Regions from separate parts of the Homo sapiens genome. Here region 2 is linked to region 1. Evidence: read pairs that join two places in POLR2A ChIA-PET (ENCODE). Cell type or tissue: endothelial cell of umbilical vein. All regions are shown on one strand. Each heading gives the region's core, and the rest is flanking DNA. Links, peaks and the distances in the headings are about the cores only. Region 1 overlaps PTPRE (protein tyrosine phosphatase receptor type E). Region 2 has its middle 22 kb from the start of CLRN3.

Region 1 (2,912 bases), core at 111-2,610:
GCAAAAACAAATGAGCGAGGCAGGAGGAGGAAGCCCCTAGGCCAGTGCTGCTTTCTCATAGGAAGATGACAAAACATTCACCCCAAAACATGCAGACACATCCTGCAAGACAAGGGGATGAGTGCGGCTGGTCCCCGTCATGGCCGACACATGCAGTAGTTACTTTCTGGGGATTTCTGTTGCTAACTCCAAATCCAGACCAGCACCACCCTAGAGCATAGAACTCTAGGTCTTGAAGATGTCTTTAAACAATTCTCACCCAGCCCTTTATGTTTTAGACCAAGAAGGTGTGACTCAGAGTGATGAAGTGACAAGTCTAAGTCACTCCGCTTTCTTTTCTTTTCTTTCTTTTTTTTTTTTTTTTTTTTTTGAGGTGGAGTCATGCTCTGTCACCCAGGCTGGAGTGCAACGGTGCAGTCTCGGCTCACTGCAACCTCCGCCTCCTGGGTTCAAGTGATTCTCCTGCCTCTGCCTCCTGAGTAGCTGAGATTACAGGCACGTGCCACCATGCCTGGCTAATTTTTGTATTTTTAGTGGAGATGAGGTTTTACCATACTGGCCAGGCTGCTCTCAAACTCCTGACCTCAAGTGATCCAACCACCTCAGCCTCCTAAAGTGCTGGGATTACAGAGGCCATTCAACTTTCCAGAACTAAAATCTTTCTAATCAATCATTTTTCTAGGCTCCTGGGCAAAACACACATTTATACTTAGTAGAGAAAGGACTCAAACATTGGCTCTCTAAGCAATATTTCCTGAAATTAGAACTAGAATCAACCACTTCATTTTTCAATATCTTGCACAATTATAAGCTTGCAAGAGATACCTGATAAACCCGATAAACCCTCAGTGAGCGAATGAACAAATTACTGGCTGTGCTGGAAGGAAACATGCCAAGTGTGTGAAAAGAGATTAGAAAGCTGGATTTGGTCAGCAGATAACATGCAGAAATAATTGGGAACTCTGGCCAAGATCAACTCAAGTGATCATAAAACTGTTCCAAAATATAATTATCAACCAGCAAACCGTTTGCAGAATCCACAGGATATGTTCTTATTTGTTAATGTTCTCTGTCACTTGCATAACTGTCAAATAATATTTTTCATAACGGAAAAGTTTTTCTTTTGGCAGGTCTGAACTTCACCTTTGGTGGTGGTAATGAGAGCCGACTGTTTTTTCAGTTGGAGAGGAGCAGCGTTTCAGTCCGAGAGAGCACCGCTGGGGACTGGCACTTCCTTTCCACTGTCCTACAACTCACTTATCCAGCCTGCCTGGGTCTCTGTTTTCCCCTCTTTAAGGGAGAGGTGACAAGGCATGCCTGGACTGCTGCCTCTGCATGTTTAGGGGGCCCACTTGAGATCATGAATTTGAGCATGCTTTGTAAATAAGTGCTCCATATGTATGTGTCTTATCAGAAATGCAATTTTTGTTTAAGCATAAGGCATGTAAGTTATCTGGAAAAACAGGAAATAGAGCAAATCCTGTTTTTCTAAATAATAATTTCACAAACATGAGATTTAAAAAAATTCATTTCTCAGCAGCAACATGCTAACATGATAGCTTTAAATATATAATATGTATATGTAAAATATAATATATATAGCTTTAAGAAGCTATCTATATGTATATGTTATAGCACTTGAACATGAAATCTGCACCATTTCTGATAGCAGATGAATCTTGGTAGAGTTGTTTGAAATCAGTTAAATACTATCAACATATTTTTTAAAAGTTGTTAGAACTGAAACAGCCCTCATCATAAAATAAACACAAATCCAGTTTTCGTTTTTTTGCTTATGCTCATTTCTATTCAAAACAAGGAGAAAAGCTACCCAGAAAATCTATTACATGACATGTTTTTGTTCAGTAGTTCCACAGAGATCCTTCCTTTCTTACCATTTTAAATAATTTTTACCAAACTCTGCAACATAATAAGCAGTTTTAAAAAATGTTATTGTAGATTCGAGAGTATGTGTGCAGGTTTCTTACATGGGTACATTGCACAATGCTGGGCTTTGAGCTTCTATTGAACCTATCACCCCAATAGTGAACATAGTACCCAATAGAGAGTCTTTCAACCCTTGCTCTCCTCCCTCCCTCTTCCCTTTTGGAGTTCCCCGCATCTGTTGTTTCCATCTTTATGTTCATGTGTATGAGCAGCTTTAAAAAGTCACCGCAGGCCAGGTAGGGTGGCTCATGCCTGTAATCCCAGCACTTTGGGAGACCAAGGTGGGCGGATCACCTGAGGTCAGGAGTTCGAGACCAGCCTGGCCAATATGGCAAAACCCATCTCTACTAAAAACACAAAAATTAGCTGGGCATGGTGACAGGTGCCTGTAATCCCAGCTACTCAGGAGGTAGAGGCAGGAGAATCGCTTGAACCCTGGAGGCAAAGTTTGCGAAGAGCCCAGATTGTGCCAACGAACTCCAGCCTGAGTGATAGAGCAAGATTCAGTCTCAAAAAAAAAAAAAAAAAAAGAAAAGAAAAAAAGTCACTGCAAATGGTCATTTTTGAGCAGAATGTGATCTCCTTTCCTGTTGCTCAATCCACAGGGGGCCACCCCCAGGGGATGGTGCTGCAGTTGAGGGTGAGTTCCTGTATCAGGTAGGACTGGTCCACCCACGGCCCTTGCATTTGGCACGAGACCTCATCCTGATGCACCGCCGGGTCTGAGAAATCTCTCTGTAACTCATACACCCAAAAGCATTTATACATTTCTTGTCTTCTTTCTCCCAATATGAATGATGCCACCCCTTAGGCAGTTGGCACTCATCTGCAGCCGACAATATCGCAACATGAACTGCACAGGCAGGAAACCCTTACACACAGAGTGCCGGCCCTGGCCTCAGGAGCCTGAAGACAAGCTCCTTGAAGACCTGCTCATTGGCCTGCAGTCCAGGTCCCTCACACTT
Region 2 (2,912 bases), core at 88-2,587, 120 kb after region 1:
TGCTGTTGGCTGAACCCTGCGGGTGTGAGGCCTTCCTTGCCAAGTGCGTGGGAGCTGAGTGGGACTGACTGCCGCCTGTTACTCCTCACTCCCCATGCGGATTCTTTTGTGCAGCAGCGGCAGCTACACTCATCTCTGGAACATTATCCCAGCAGCCAGAGAACTGCCCTCCAATCCCCCGCTGAGGACACTGCTTGCCCCTGCATGTAGGGAGCCAGGGCGTGGACTTACCTGATCTAGCCTGACCCGCTTTGCCCCTTCACTTGCCCTGGTAAACACAAGGGACAGGGACGTTTGGGAACTCCAGGACCCCGCCCATTGCCTGAGACTCCAGAGTACCTCCCCTGGGTAACATGAGGCAAGCACCAACCCCATCACTACCACCTCAGCTGGTGATCTTTTGCGAGTGCCACCTCCTGGCTGGTGGCCAGCTGCCACCATCCATTGCAGCATCTGCAGGCACAATAACACATTACTCAGGAAGAAGAAAACCTCTGTGCAACCTCGCCTACTGACATTGCCTGCATCACCCTGGCTAACCAGATGTTGAGTCTTTCCATATGGAAAGTACGTTTCCATATACCTAGTACGTTACTACTATTGTTGGCTTTGAGAAAGCCAACATGCTAAGGCTATTTACAACCAAGAAAATCTCAGTCTATGTCTCTCCCCTGCCACTGCTGGGAGACTGGACAAGTTACATCATTGGATCCCTTGTAGATATCCCTAGCACCAGCCTGGAATGTGGCAGCCCGACTGGGTGGCTAGACCCAGAGGAGCAGCAGCATTCACAGTAGTCTGGCCTTCAGGGGCTGCTACTCCTAGGGGAAGTGAGAATGCACACATTAAGGGAGGACCCTATGAGACAAAGGAATTCAGAAGGCAGGCCTTGAGTGCTAGAACTTTCCACGGGTGGGAAGTTTCTTTCAGCAGAGGCACAGGTGCAGTGCTCGGTTCGGTGGGGAAAGTCTGTTGCTCTACCCAAGTAGTCAGGCAGCCCTGATACTTGTGAATGGTCTTGGAGAAGGGGACTTCTTCCATCCCTTGACCACCACTGCAGAGGTAGCGGGGGCTTCTCCCATAGGAGCTTGGTGTGGGTGCATTAGTAGGCACCCTTTCTGGAACACTCTAGGGTGACTGCATCCCCACAGCATTCCCTTCCAGGTTCAGGCTTGCATGAGAGAGAGAGAGAGAGAGAGAGAGAGAGAGAGAGAGAGAGAGAGATTCACAACCCCTTTCTACATGAAACATCAGTATTCCTGATGAATAAGAGCTGCCTGTCTGATCTAACAGCTGGAATACCAGGTCAGGAGTGGGCTGGGAGGTGGATTACTTTCCTTCTGGCCTGGAAGGAGAACTGTGGTGGATCCCTCACCTCCCCCTGAAAAGAACTCAGTGCATTTTACTGACAGCTTCCTCAGTCACCTCTGTCAAAGCTGGGACCTCCACCCACCACTGGGATATCGCTTTTACCCACCTGCTTTAGCTGCAGCCATTTTCTTTTTAACCCATTGGCACCTCCTACTGGCCCGAAGCCTGAACTGTTCAACCTAGTGAATAAAATACTGGGGAATTTTTCTTTTTAAGTGCACATCACTGGGAAATGAGATATTCATGAGACCACGGCCATTCCAGCCCCACATGAGACAGTGAATCTGCTTACACACACAACACATTTTTAGTACATCCAGCATCTGAGAAATCCATCACACAAAGATTCTCCATAACCAAGGAACTCAGAGTCTTTGCCACTGAAAGTATGCAGAGCTGAAGCTAGGTGACAATGAACTATAAACATTAAAGTCACATCCTCACGGGGAAATGTTTTAAAACCAGTCAAATAAAAATTAATTTAAAAATCATAAGAAGAAAGAGTCTACCCAAATGAGAGTAAATCAGAAAGATAATTCTGGTGATATGAAAAAACAGGTTCTAAAAACACCCACAAAAGATTACACTAACTCTCCAGCAGTGAGTCTAAGTCAAGATGAAATCTTTGAGATACCAGATAAAGAATTCAAAAGGTAAATTATTAAGTTACTAAAGGAGAGACAAGAGAAAGGTGAAAACCAACATAAAGAAATATTAAAAACAATTCAGGACATGAGTGAAAAACTTTCTAAGGAGAGGCATATTTTAAAGAAAAAACAATCAGAACTTCTGGAAATGAAAGACATATCTGGGGAACTACAAATACTGTGGAAAGTTTTAGCAATAGACTAGACCAAGTAGAAGAAAGAATTTCAGAGCTCAAAGACAAGGCTTTCAAATTAACCTAATCAGACAAAAATAAAGGAAAAAAAGAATTAAAAAAAATAAACGAAGTTTCCAAGAAATATGGGAAAACAGCTAAACCTAAGAATTATAGGCATCCCTGAGGTAGAAGAAAAAGCAACAAGTAGGGAAAACCTATTTGAGTAAGTAATTGAGGAAAACTTCCCTAGCCTTTCTAGAGATTTAGACATGCAAATACATGTCTAAGAAGCTCAAAGAACTCCTGGGAGACTCATTGCAAAAAGGACATCACCAAGGCATATAATCATCAGGCTATCTAAAGTCAATGTAGAGGAAAAAATTCTAAGAGCAGTCAGACAAAAGCACCAGGTAACCTACAAAGGAAAACCTATCAGACTAACAGCAGACTTCTCAGCAGAAACATTACATGACAGAATGCAATGGAGTCCCATCTTTAGTCTCCTCCAAACAGAATAATTGTCAGTCAAGAATTTTGTATCCAGCAAAGCTAAGTTTCATAAATAAAGGAGAAATAAAATCTTTCTCAGACAAGCAAATTCTGAGGGAATTTGTTAATATTAAACCAGTCCTGAAAGAAATGTGAAAAGGAGTTCTAAATCTTGAAACTAAAGGTTGATACACACAGAACAGAAACTCCTGAGAGCATAGAATTTACA

The links. Peaks named below come from ENCODE experiments on the same cell type or tissue, not always from the same donor. Only the 100,000 strongest peaks of a DNase experiment are listed, where the experiment ranks them.
Region 2: POLR2A ChIA-PET joins it to region 1 with 7 read pairs; 2 of 35 experiments call an interaction of 5 or more read pairs at or near these places.

What each region holds. Positions count from the first base shown.
Region 1 is chr10:127,987,870-127,990,781 of GRCh38, reverse strand. All of the region lies in intron 2 of PTPRE (protein tyrosine phosphatase receptor type E), which reads right to left. Among named protein-coding and RNA genes, the nearest start is that of PTPRE-AS1, 55 kb to the right of the region's middle. In endothelial cell of umbilical vein, for the core only: no CTCF peak of the experiment used is centred there; DNase peaks (open chromatin) are centred at 1,081 and 1,911; H3K4me3 peaks cover 1,524 bases; H3K27ac peaks cover 2,500 bases.
Region 2 is chr10:127,869,268-127,872,179 of GRCh38, reverse strand. No RefSeq gene overlaps it. Among named protein-coding and RNA genes, the nearest start is that of CLRN3, 22 kb to the left of the region's middle. In endothelial cell of umbilical vein, for the core only: a CTCF peak has its summit at 1,546 (motif pointing left); a DNase peak (open chromatin) is centred at 1,499; H3K27me3 peaks cover 239 bases.